Linked DNA regions of Homo sapiens: all the other regions are linked to region 4. Evidence: chromatin contacts called from ENCODE Hi-C or POLR2A ChIA-PET data. All regions are on one chromosome and are shown on one strand. The core of a region is the stretch at or near the end of the contact, and the rest is flanking DNA. Distances in the headings are between cores, read along the strand shown.

Evidence for each region. A loop is a pair of places that touch in the nucleus more often than their neighbours do. ChIA-PET counts read pairs that join two places held with the same protein, here RNA polymerase II (POLR2A). Pooled maps may share reads with other maps.
Region 1: a pooled map shows a loop between it and region 4 (4-fold over the local background). The contact joins the promoter of NUDT22 here to the promoter of NXF1 in region 4. A Hi-C loop is called at or near these places in 1 of 50 pooled maps. POLR2A ChIA-PET finds 5 or more read pairs at or near these places in 2 of 52 experiments (MCF 10A and naive thymus-derived CD4-positive, alpha-beta T cell).
Region 2: a loop to region 4 is called in a map with no recorded cell type, with 20 times the contacts of the local background. The contact joins the promoter of NAA40 here to the promoter of NXF1 in region 4. A Hi-C loop is called at or near these places in 3 of 37 single-sample maps with no recorded cell type and 6 of 50 pooled maps.
Region 3: a pooled map shows a loop between it and region 4 (8-fold over the local background). The contact joins the promoter of ESRRA here to the promoter of NXF1 in region 4. A Hi-C loop is called at or near these places in 5 of 50 pooled maps. POLR2A ChIA-PET finds 5 or more read pairs at or near these places in 3 of 52 experiments (A673, activated CD8-positive, alpha-beta memory T cell and activated T-cell).

The regions. Positions count from the first base shown.
Region 1 is chr11:64,225,024-64,227,840 of GRCh38, forward strand. It overlaps NUDT22 (nudix hydrolase 22), which reads left to right and starts at 1,251. Exons shown (of 6, transcript NM_032344.4): 1 at 1,251-1,404; 2 at 1,612-2,109; 3 at 2,545-2,643. The coding sequence starts at 1,630. TRPT1 (tRNA phosphotransferase 1) reads right to left here and starts at 1,163. Exons shown (of 8, transcript NM_001033678.4): 1 at 1,027-1,163; 2 at 763-846; 3 at 476-557. The coding sequence starts at 837. RefSeq lists enhancers at 69-791, 1,392-1,911, 1,912-2,429 and a silencer at 957-1,366.
Region 2 is chr11:63,937,467-63,940,345 of GRCh38, forward strand. NAA40 (N-alpha-acetyltransferase 40, NatD catalytic subunit) reads left to right here and starts at 1,536. Exons shown (of 8, transcript NM_024771.4): 1 at 1,536-1,636. The coding sequence starts at 1,631. RefSeq lists enhancers at 539-1,039, 1,278-1,417 and silencers at 1,138-1,187, 1,448-1,527, 1,457-1,642.
Region 3 is chr11:64,304,110-64,306,809 of GRCh38, forward strand. It overlaps ESRRA (estrogen related receptor alpha), which reads left to right and starts at 1,415. Exons shown (of 7, transcript NM_004451.5): 1 at 1,415-1,627. It overlaps CATSPERZ (catsper channel auxiliary subunit zeta), which reads left to right. Exons shown (of 5, transcript NM_001039496.2): 5 at 434-661. The coding sequence ends at 537. KCNK4-CATSPERZ (KCNK4-CATSPERZ readthrough (NMD candidate)) reads left to right here. Exons shown (of 11, transcript NR_133662.1): 11 at 434-660. RefSeq lists a silencer at 1,122-1,631 and an enhancer at 2,042-2,111.
Region 4 is chr11:62,804,113-62,807,156 of GRCh38, forward strand. NXF1 (nuclear RNA export factor 1) reads right to left here and starts at 1,328. Exons shown (of 21, transcript NM_006362.5): 1 at 1,217-1,328. The coding sequence starts at 1,244. It overlaps STX5 (syntaxin 5), which reads right to left. Exons shown (of 11, transcript NM_003164.5): 11 at 2,748-3,044. RefSeq lists enhancers at 1,121-1,620, 1,587-1,776, 1,797-1,846.

The DNA.
Region 1 (2,817 bases), core at 1-2,500, 1.4 Mb after region 4:
TTAACAGGGAGCCACAGGCAACCGAAACAAAGTCTGGGCTTGGAGATCGCTTGGGCATCCTCTGTGGGACCTTTAGAAAGTCTCCCCTTTCTGGGCCGCAGTTTTTTCAACTTACATAAAAAGAGGATCTGCCTCACGGAGGGGCAGGGAGGTGAGTGCCCAGCATAGCGCTGGCCCGGAGTGCACACTCACACCACCAGCTGCACCGTATCCTCCAGGGCTCGCCCTCGGGGTAAGTGCTGATCTGGCTGCTTGGCTGGAGGGGGCGGTCACCAGGCCTGGCCCAGACAAGAACTCTCCTCAGTCTGCTGTGGACATGACAGGGGCTCTAGGCCTTGCTCTCCTCTGTGCATGGGGAGGAAGTGCACTCTGTGCCTTCCTCAGGGAGCGGTGGAGGCAGCCATCAGGGAGGAGTCGCAGACAGGCTCACGTTTCTCTCTGGGCTCAAGCCCCAGCCTCCAAGGCCCCTACTTACCAGCTCCCATGGGAAGCCCCAGCTTCAAGGCCCCATGGCGCAGGGCATAGGACAGAGCCTTGGACAGCTGCACGTCTCGGTCCTGAAAGAACCCAGCGGTGGCCCCTAGTCTCCATGGTGACCCTGCCCTACTGCCCATCCTGAACCCTCAATGACCCACTGCAGAGAGAGCCCAGAGAGAAAGGAGTGCCAGTGGTCTCCAGGAATAGTAGGACCCTTCAGCTCCGCCCCCCAGCAACTCCCAGGGAGCCTGGACTGGTGGGAGGGGGTGGGGAGGAGGCGCGCACCTGTTCTCGGGGTCTGGGAGCCCTTCTACCCCTGGACCCTGCTGCTTCCTGCCTCCCTCCTCCAGAGAAGTTCATGGTTAAGACCTGTGGGGGGCAGTGACGAGGGGGGACTGCTTTAAGGCCCCTTCCACGTCCCCATCCCTCCCAGAAAGTCACAAAGCCTCAGGAAGTGAGCGCTGGGTGGGAGTATACGGCTCATTAAGTTCACCACCCCCAAGTCCCTGCTGCAGAGAGGGAAACTAAGGCCCAGCAGGCCAGACTTGCCCAAGGTCACACGGTCAGCCAGGAGCGCAGGGAGGCCGAGCCCCGCACCCCAGATCGCTGGTGCGCCCCGCAGGGTGGTCCGGGAGGCAGGGCCGACGTGCCGACGGACCGGGCGGAAGCGTCGGGGCGGCGGGGACAAACCTCCAGGATCCTCGACCGCGGCGGACCCGCCAATGAAAAGCCGCGTGGAAAGGGGGCGGGCACTTCCGCTTCGGGGAAGGGGCGGAGCCTGAGGGACCCGGCGGCTGGTGAGCGCCCGCTGGAGGCTGGAGCTTCCGGGCCCTGGAAAGGGGTCCCCGCGCGCCCCGGGTCGGAGGCAGACCCCTGGGTTTGGGGGACATGGGCATTTGGGGCGCCTGAACCCAAGACCTCTGGATGGTAGGGATGCCCGGGCGTCCTGGATACCCTGCGGGACTCGGGGCTCCTGCGGGGAAGATGGCACGTTTTACTGCCCAAGGAGTGGTCAGGGGGGTGGAGAAGCGCTGCGGATACCCTCAGGAGGTCTGCGACAGAGGGGGCTAGCTGCGCAGCCCAGGAGTGGTAGTGGCCCCCCTGGATGACAGGCCTGGCCGTATCCTCCCCCAGAGCTGCCCCGTTCAGACCATGGATCCTGAGGTGACCTTGCTGCTGCAGTGCCCTGGCGGGGGCCTGCCCCAGGAGCAGATACAGGCCGAGCTGAGCCCCGCCCATGACCGTCGCCCACTGCCAGGTGGGGACGAGGCCATCACTGCCATCTGGGAGACCCGGCTAAAGGCCCAACCCTGGCTCTTCGACGCCCCCAAGTTCCGCCTGCACTCAGCCACCCTGGCGCCTATTGGCTCTCGGGGGCCACAGCTGCTCCTGCGCCTGGGCCTTACTTCCTACCGAGACTTCCTGGGCACCAACTGGTCCAGCTCAGCTGCCTGGCTGCGACAGCAGGGTGCCACCGACTGGGGTGACACGCAGGCCTATCTGGCGGACCCACTGGGGGTGGGCGCTGCACTAGCCACAGCCGATGACTTCCTTGTCTTCCTGCGCCGCTCCCGGCAGGTGGCTGAGGCCCCTGGGCTGGTGGACGTACCTGGTGGGCACCCTGAGCCTCAGGTGAGATTCCAGGCTGGGCACAAAGACCCAGACAGCTCAAGGGAGCTGCAGCTCTCCACCCTCCCAATCCTCCCAGCTTTGGTTTCCTCATTCCTTAAAGGGAAAATTGGCCTGGTATTTCTCTGGAAGTTTGCTCAGGGCAGTCCACCTGCCTCCCCACTGACCCCTGCCCCAGTCCTGTGAGAAACTAGAAAACACGGGAGGAAAGATTGGGCACAGGAAGAAGATGCCCTACTCCACCCCTGCCCCCTGTGTATCTCCTTTGAAGCTGGACCTCTGGTTGTCTGTCAGGGAAAGGACACCAGACTCAGGATCACTAACTCTCTTACACTGTGCCACATCAGACCCTCAAGGCCAGCAGGTATAGGCTTGCTGGTCCTGAGATGGGGCAGGGGGAAGAGGTGGGGAGCAGGGGCTGAGCCTGACCTCTCACAGGCCCTGTGCCCTGGTGGCAGCCCCCAGCACCAGGACCTCGCTGGGCAGCTGGTGGTACATGAACTCTTTTCCAGTGTCCTTCAGGAGATCTGTGATGAGGTGAGTGAGGTTGACCTGGACAGGGTGGTAGACATGAAGGGAGGGGGTAGGACTTGCCAGAATTCTACAGGTCTGGGCTGGCAGGAGGCCTGCAGGCATCTGGCCAGCAATGAGGGAAGAAGTTGGCTTTGCAGCTATACATACTTGGAGTGGAATTCTAGCCCTCAGTACCCT
Region 2 (2,879 bases), core at 286-2,785, 1.1 Mb after region 4:
GCTGGGATTACAGGCGTGAGCCACCGCGCCCGGCCGAGCCTGTATCATTTAACTAACTATGTATATTACCTATTTATTTCATCTATTATCGGTCTCCTCCTTCTAGGATACAAGGGTGGTGCCTATTCTGTTTCTTATTGTTGTTTTCCTTGCTGCTTGGAACAGTGCCTAGCATACAGTAGGCACTGGATAAATGTTGTTGAGGCCACCACTGTACTGAGCACTAAAGTTGGAATAATGAGGCTAAGCACAGTGGCTGACGCCTGTAATCCTAGCACTTTGGGAGGCCAAAGTGGGAGGATCGCTTGGGCCCAGGAGTTTGGGACCAGTCTGTGTAACACAGTGAGACCCCATCTCAACAAAAAATAAATAAAAATTGAGCTGCGTATGGTAGTGCACACCTGTAGTCCCAGCTACTCAGGAGGCTGAGGCGGGAGGATCGCTTGAGCCCAGGAGGTCGAGGCTGCAGTGAGCTGTGATTGCACCACTGCACTCCAGCCTGGGCGACCGCGAGACCCTGTCTCTTAAAAAAACAAAAAGATGGAATAATGAGCAAAACCTGAAAAAGTCCATGAAGCTTAAGTGTTGGGCAGCATTTCACTAATTTTCGTCTTGAAGCATTTCACTAATTTTCGCTCCCTACCTGGGGAGCACTAGGAAGTGAAGACTCTGGCTCCACCCCTGGAGATTCTGGGGGAGGTTGGCAGAGGTGTGCACACTGCGGAAGCGCCCCCGGCGGTTTGGATTCGGGTCACGTGCGGGTCACTCCGGTGTGCTGGGGATGGGTTGAAATTAAAACTTTCCGGGATGCCTGGTGTTCACGCTAACAGCACTGTCCACTCTCTCCTAAACAGTGCTTACGTGCCCGTCTCCCCTCTAAACCCTGAGGTGTGGCGCTGAGATGGCACCTCGCTCCTCTCTGTGCCCCCTGGGCTCAGCACCGCGTAGATGCGAGTTAATTTTTATTGAGAACGTGAATGAATGAGGGGGAATGAATGGTTAGAAGACGAATGAATGAGTAACAGGACTCTGGTTAGAAAAGGAATTTCAAGAGTCAAGATCTGGAAGGTGGGAAAGTTTCCAAAGACTTCCGCTACGCGCGCTAGGGCTCTGGAGGGGCAGGTACTTTAGAGGTCGAGACGCGATTGGCCGCCTGGGAAGGTGGCTGTGCCGCCGGCTGCTACGCGCGGGGCCAAGGAGTCGCTGGCCGCAGGGGAGGTGCTGCCAACCACCCGGCCCCCAGCGGCGCGCGACTCACGGCCTGGGTGAGCAGCCAGGCCTGGCGCCGCCGTTGCCATAGTTACAGACGCAGCCCTGCGAGGGGGCGGGCTCTGGCCGCACGTCATTCCCGGCGCGACGCTCCTCCGCGCTCCCGCCTCCTCCTGGTCGGAGACCCTCGGCCAGCCTAGCGGGCGCTCCACCTGCGCGCCGGCTCACCGCTGCCCTGCGCCGGTTCTGCGCCGGCGCGGTACGAGGGCGCGCGGTTGGGCGGGGGGGGGGGGGGAAGCTGCGAGGCGCATGCGCGTTGCAGGGCCGTCCGCTCTGCTGCCGCCGCTGTTGCAGCCACCGCCGTTGCCGCCTCCCTGCCGGCAAGTGTGTGAAGAAGAAGCTGAGCGTTGTCGCCGCCGCTATGGGGGTGAGTGAGGCAGAGAGAGGAGATGGGAGGTCCAGGGGCGCTCCTCGCTACCCTCGCCCCCTTTGTTCTTAAACCCCCCTCTCACGTGACCCCGACCCCCTCCAGCCTCACGTGACCCCTGACCCCCACATGACCCGACTCCCCCATTCTAAGGGTCCCTACGCTAGGCCTAGCCCGGGAATCCTCTGGAGAGCCCCTGGTCCGGGGCCCCACCCCCTCGGCGCCCCCAGCGTCACGCCCGCCCCTTCCTGCTTCGCGGACCCGTTACTGGCCTCCCCACCACCGTCCCCCGCGGGGACCCTGGGGTTAGCTTCCCGCTCCCCCAGGGTCACTCATCACCTGGCTGTCACCAGCTTCGTCGCTTTTCACATCCGAGGTCAACCCTGGCTTGGAGGGAATTGAGGCCCAGAGGAAAGAAGGCGCCTAGCCAAGGTCATATTGTCGGGGGCGTCAGACCCCACCTTGGGCCTCCCGAATCCCAGTCCACTGCCCTTCCCGTTACTCGAGTCTCAGCGAAGCCGGTTCCCCTACACTCTTTCGAAACCTCTCCACCAGGTTCCTGCTGCTCCTGATAAACACAGCCTTCCTTTCCCATAGACTCCTGCCTTCGACGCCTCCTGGTTGCAATGAAATGGTTCTTACGACCGCTTGGGTTGTTAGGGGTTTTGGTAGTGCAGGTGTTTTTTGCAAGGGGAGGGCTGTGCAGGTGTGCGGGGAAGATGCGGGGAGGCGGGGGCGGCGGCCCAGCCGCGGATGGATATTGACCACTTGTTCCGTGCCGGCAGCCTGGAGGTGCATTTTAGTTTACTTTCCCGGGATATAGGGTAGGGCAGAAGTTATTTGCAAGTTTCTGTGCGTTCACCTTACTAAGTCTCAATTACAGCAGTATCAGTCACCCTCCTAAAAAGATAACGCTTTTCCTAGTATTGGCTGTATTCTTTTTTTTTTTTTTTTTTTTTTTTTTTGATATGGAGTTTTGCTCTTGTCGCCGAAGCTGGAGTGCAATGGCGCGATCTCGGCTCACTGCATCCTCCTTCTTCTGGGTTCAAGCGGTTCTCCTGCCTCAGCCTCCCCAGCAGCTGGGATTACAGGCGCCCGCTACTATGCCCGGCTCATTTTTGTATTTTTAGTAGAGACAGGGTTTCACCACGTTGGCCAGGCTGGTCTCGAACTCCTGACCTCGTGATTCACCCGCCTAGGCCTCCCAAAGTGCTGGGATTACAGGCGTGAGCCACCACACAGG
Region 3 (2,700 bases), core at 165-2,664, 1.5 Mb after region 4:
TCTCCACCTGCACAGTGGGATGACCGCCTTGGTGTGGCCTCGACTGCCTCTGGTTGGGGAGTTGTGAGGAGCCTTTGGACAGTGGATTATGTGGGTGAACTTTTGCTGCTGTGGTAGGAAAGCCCAGCGGTGATAAAGGGCCAGCTGATGGCTTAGAGTGGGTGGCTGGTCCAGAAGGTGGGCAAACTGCTCGCTACCACCGCCCTAGTTCAGGCCTGCAACCTCTTCCCTAGCCTTGACCTCATCCATCCTCCACCTTAACACTCAGCACCCTTAGAGATGCAAAGTTCCCCAGGCTAACACAGACCTGAGTGCCCTGCGCTACTGCTACCTCGAATCATCTGCGGTTCCTCGAATCACACATGCGGCGCCCCCTGGTGGGGAGACCTTTCGGTTGCTCACTGCCCTGAGCCGAGCTCTGCCCTCCTCCTAGGCTACCAGTTAGGGATCGGCAGGGACCACTTCCTGACTAAGGAGCTGCAGCGATACATCGAAGGGCTCAAGAAGCGCCGGAGCAAGAGGCTGTACGTGAATTAAAAACGCCACCTTGGGCTCGAGCAGCGACCCGAACCAGCCCCGTGCCAGCCCGGTCCCCAGACCCAAGCCTGACCCCATCCGAGTGGAATTTGAGTCCTAAAGAAATAAAAGAGTCGATGCATGGTCCGTGAGTCAGTGCAGGACAGCCCGCGTGAGGCGGACGCACGTGGCCCCGCCCTTCCCCGTGACCTTCATTCGGTCACCGCAGTGACCTTCATTCGGTCACCGCAGTGACCTTGAGCTTTCTCCGTCCGGGCCCTATCGGCCCTACCTTCCGGGACTCGCAATCCAGGACTTATTGCATGTTTTAAGTCGGCTTCACCCACCCCGAGTTCCGCAGCTCTGTGGGGCTACTGGGTCTACGGTTCGAGTGCTCAGTTGGTGTCGCTTTGGGGGAAGGGGGTAGGGGGAACGGGGCAGCACCTCCCTCCTCGCGACGGCGCGCTAGGCTCCGCCCCTCAAGCATAGGTAGCAGGTCCAGCCTCTCCGCTCGTCCCGCCCTTGCGTTTTCATCTGTAAGTGGTCTCTTGGCTCCGCGACTGCAGCCTGCACCGCCTCGCCCACTCCTCTCGCGCGCAGCAAGCCCCGCCTCCTCCGTTACGAAAGAGCGCTTCTGGCCCCACTTGCTCTCGGCTCTATTGTCCCCGCCCTCCGCGTCTCCGGCCCCGCCCCTCCCAGGGGCCGCGTACGCATGTGCGCCGCAGTGGCTCGGCGGGCTGCGGGGCGGGACCTGCACGAAGGCCCGCCCACTGGCGCTGCCGGCTCCGCCCCGACTCGTCCGGGCGCGCAGGCGCCGCCCGCCCCGCTGGTCTGATTAGCATAGGACCCCGGGCCCCGCCCCCTGCTTTGCATGCGCACGGCCGGCCCCACCCCCGCTGTCAGCTGGAGGAAGCGGAGTAGGAAGCGGCCGCGATGTCCTTTTGTGTCCTACAAGCAGCCGGCGGCGCCGCCGAGTGAGGGGACGCGGCGCGGTGGGGCGGCGCGGCCCGAGGAGGCGGCGGAGGAGGGGCCGCCCGCGGCCCCCGGCTCACTCCGGCACTCCGGGCCGCTCGGCCCCCATGCCTGCCCGACCGCGCTGCCGGAGCCCCAGGTCCGGGGGCGGAGGGGAGCGCTGCCGCGGGGGTGGGCGGGCGGGGCGCGGGGGCCATGTGCGAGCGCGGCAGGGAGGCGGGCGGGGCGGGCTGCAGGCGGGGTCCGACTCTGGGGCCAGTCCGGGCCACGGTTGGGACCCAGTCGAGGGTCGGACTGGTCAGGGTTCAGGCGGGATCCGGCGTCCGAGTCCTGGTGGGCCGGCCTGGGGCAGGATCTGGCTCTGGCTGCGGGTCCTGACTCGGGTCAGGGTTGGGCCTCCGATCCAGCCCGCTCCGGGGCAGGGTTCAATCCCGCATTTGCCGAAGTCCCTGGGGCTGGCCGGGGTGGAAGACGGGGAGGGCTCTATGTCTGGGAAGGGGCTCTGAAGACCACGTGGGGGCGCTCGAAGGGGCCTGGGGCCACCCTCCTCTCTGGGTCAAAGGTCATCGCACCGGCAGGGGAGAACTTCCTCCTCCTTGGCTCTCCCCACTTACTTCCTGATAACCTGGTAGAGGTCTCCCGCGGGCGGGGAGGGGGAGGCGTAGCAACTTTAGGCAACTTCCCAAAGGTGTGCGCAGGTTGGGGGCGGGACGCGGCGCCCCGGGAGGTGGCGGCCTCTGCGACAGCGGGAGTATAAGAGTGGACCTGCAGGCTGGTCGCGAGGAGGTGGAGCGGCGCCCGCCGTGTGCCTGGGACCGGCATGCTGGGGCAGGAGGGCAGCCGCGTGTCAGGTGTGAAAAGCTCTGGAGGTGTTTTCATGAGTCCGTGCCTGTGCGTGTGGATGTGGGGAGACCTAGTGAGAGTGTGTGTGATCATGAGCCTTGACTGAGTTCGTGGATGGGGTGTGCGCTCCAGGAGAAGTGTGTGAGCACAAGTGTGAGCAGGAGTGAGCACGGGTTTGGGAAGGCCGGTGCAAGTGTGAAAGCCCTCAGCAGAGAGCGAGCCTGCGTGGGCTTGTGGGGCTCCTGAGCACCCCGGTGAGTGGAGTGTGTGAACTCGGTGTGAGCACGTCCACTGGCCTTGGGTCTGCTCTCCAATGCAGAATACCCAGATGAGGGCAGGGTCTCAGAGGTCCCCCCAACATCTGGAGAA
Region 4 (3,044 bases), core at 78-2,577:
GCTCCCTATCCACAGGAAAGAACCCTCTCTGTGGGAGGGCAGCATCAGGGAAAAGTTACTGGAAAACTGTGTAGGGCTTTTGAAAAATGAAGTAGAAACTGGAATTAGAGAGAAGCAGGATGTAGAAATGTGAGACCCAAAAGTGTAACTGAACACAAATCAGACCTCTGAAAGCCACCTGAAATCTGCCACTCAGTACTTTGTCTATACAGTGCAGACGCCAGTTACAAATATGACCAGTTTAAGGATCCTCTAAAAATTCTCCTTGTTCTCAAACTGCCACTTTGAAGTTTTGTGAGGAGCTCTTCGTTTCCATGGCCAGAAATGTCCTTTAACTCAGGAGACAAATTCTAGACTCAGGCTCTAGTGGCAGTGCCAGGCTAGGGTGCTTAACCAGGGACCCTGGAATGCTCTCCAGGAAGATGACCTTCTGATTCATGCTGTGTAGGACTGGCGTCTTAAAAAAGGTCCCTAACTCCCAAAAGAGGTCTGCCTAATACCCAGCACTCTGTAAACAATGAATCTCAACAAATGACCCTAGGAAAAAAGAACATAGAAGGCGCAGCTAACATTCACTGAGAACTTTCTCCAGTGCCGGCCACTATGCTTCAGGCACTTGATAGGAATGATCTCATTTCCCCTCCCCACACACACTCTTAAGAAATGCTGTTGTTATTCCACATTAAGGGGGTGGAAAACGAGAGTTTTAAATTCACGGTTTCAACCTCCACCACGCACTCCTAACTTACTACAAAGAACTAACACCCAGTGTAGTGTTCAGACTAGAATATCCAGTTGATGTGTAAGTCTCGAATATTAAGCCAAAGCCCAGGCCCGAGAGTTCAAGACCGACTGGACGCAGTAAAAAATAGGGCATCAGGGCAGCCCACGAGCAGGGCACTCACTCACATTAAAGGAAGAGTCAGGCCGCCAAACCTAACTGACAGGCATCAACCACCCACAAAGTTCAAAGGAATCCCGTCACCCTACCCCCGAGCCATCCGCTCCGAGCCGCAGGTCCCCCAACACCAGGATGCCAGCAGGAATCCAGGAGTCAACAACTCGGGTGTCCACCTCGAGTGCCCGGCCCCCCGCGCGCCGCTCCCCGCGGACGCCGGGCCCCTAGCGGCCTCACGCCCCGGGGGCTGAGGCCTAGGCCGGCGCCGCCCACCCGCGCCCCAGATAGCCAGTTCCCGACCCGAAGACCAGCACTTACCGCTGTACGACTTCCCCTCGTCCGCCATGCCACAGCGAAGATCAAGGGCGGGCTCAGGCGCTGGCCGCTACGCCGGCAAACAACCTAACTCCCAAGCGCTCAGGACCGAAGTGTCCCTACGCCGGGCGCCACCGCATTTATACAGCAAAGCACGTCGCGCGCCGCTGACGTCCCAGGCTGTGGGCGGTGCCGCCGCCCGGAGAAAGCGCGGCCCCCTGCGCGTGCGCACACTTAAGGCCGTCGTTCGAGGGGCGGGGCCTGGCCCTCCACGCCCCGCCCAAGACCTGAACTTGCGGAACCCCGGCTGGCAGCCAGCATGTCCCCGCACCTTTTCATCTGTCCGCTGACGCTGCCCTGGCAGCTTCAGAGTTAGTGCTAGAGCACAGTGCTGCCGCCGCAGCCCAGAACTCAGTGAGGAAGGGGGCCGCACAAAGGGCTTCAGAGGAATGGAGACCGCGCCTCCAGGTGGGAGTGATGGCTCAGACCCCTACCGGAATCTAGCCAGTGTTTCAGCTCGGCTCCTTGTCTATACCTCGCTTTCTTCGCCTATAAGATGGATTAACAAATCACGAAGTTGAGAATTAGAATGTGAGCTCGAACGTTGACTAATTAAGGGCTTTTTTTCCTCGAGGGCTTGACTCGGCAGGTACTATGCCTGGCACATGGTAAAAACTCAACATATATTTGTGAAATAAATGAATTTGTGTTATGAATTTCCCCCACCCCGCCCCGCCCTGAGTTGCTGAGTCAAATGATACGACATCTGTCAGGGGTTTGGCGAGCATTGTCTTCACAGACCTTCCATCAATGGCGTCCCCTACTAGAAACCCATCGTGTCAACGGGGCAGACAGTGAAGCTCACCAGCAGTGGCAACTTGCTGGAGATGCCGAGGAGGACATTTTAAAATATCAGGGCCTTGGGCTCTCCTAGACCCCCAAAAGCACCACCACCAGCCCCTGACTGTTGTCTCTATAGCTTCAACTTCCTTTGGAATGTATGAGACAGGGGCACTCGAGTGACCTCAGAATGTGGTTGTGAGTCTCGGTCAGGAAGAACAAAGCACACTAATCTCCCTGGACGGTGGGTATTCTGGGCAGGTGTCTCCATTCTCTGTGACTGGCTTTGATTTGGTGAAGTGCTTGGAGGGAATCAAAAGCCTCAACTGGAGTTGGGAACAAATTCTTCACCTTCCACTCCTGGAAGCAGGCAGAGCTTCTGCCTCGCTTAGCTCAAGGAAGAATTACGGCCAAATAGTTGGAGGATACAGATGAAACAGGTCCAAACACTGCTTGAGATAGTCCTGGAAGTTGCCCCCAATCAGGGACCCCCTCTGGGATCCTGCTCCCCTGTGTGAAAGGAAGTTTCCACGCTAATGAAGTGTTGCAACACTTGGTTCTCCCCTGCCTAGAGGCAGCTGTGTGTCAGAGCCCAAAATAGCCTGTGTCAGCAGTGATACCTGGCAGAGCCATTAGCCCAACCCTTTCAGTTCTGGTACTGGGCAGTGGGCTCTCTCCACTCGCTGCCTAGGCCCTTCGACGCTCCCACCCAGAAATGATGACATGGCTAGTGAGGCTGACAGTCTTGCTGTAATTGGGAGAAAACGAGCTGCAGCACATTTGGCAGATTGAGTCACCAGCAGCCAATGTCAGGGGTTGTGCAGGCAGCTGAAGGGCTCAGGGCTCCCTGCCTCACATGGTGAAAGAGGAAGAAAGAGGTCAATTGGGAAAATTGGTCCCTGGGGCTGCTTCCTCTCTTCACTCACAGGAAGGTGGGTAAGGGCATCATCTCCCTTTGCTGCCAACGCTTCCTTTGGGAGAGGCTGGAGAG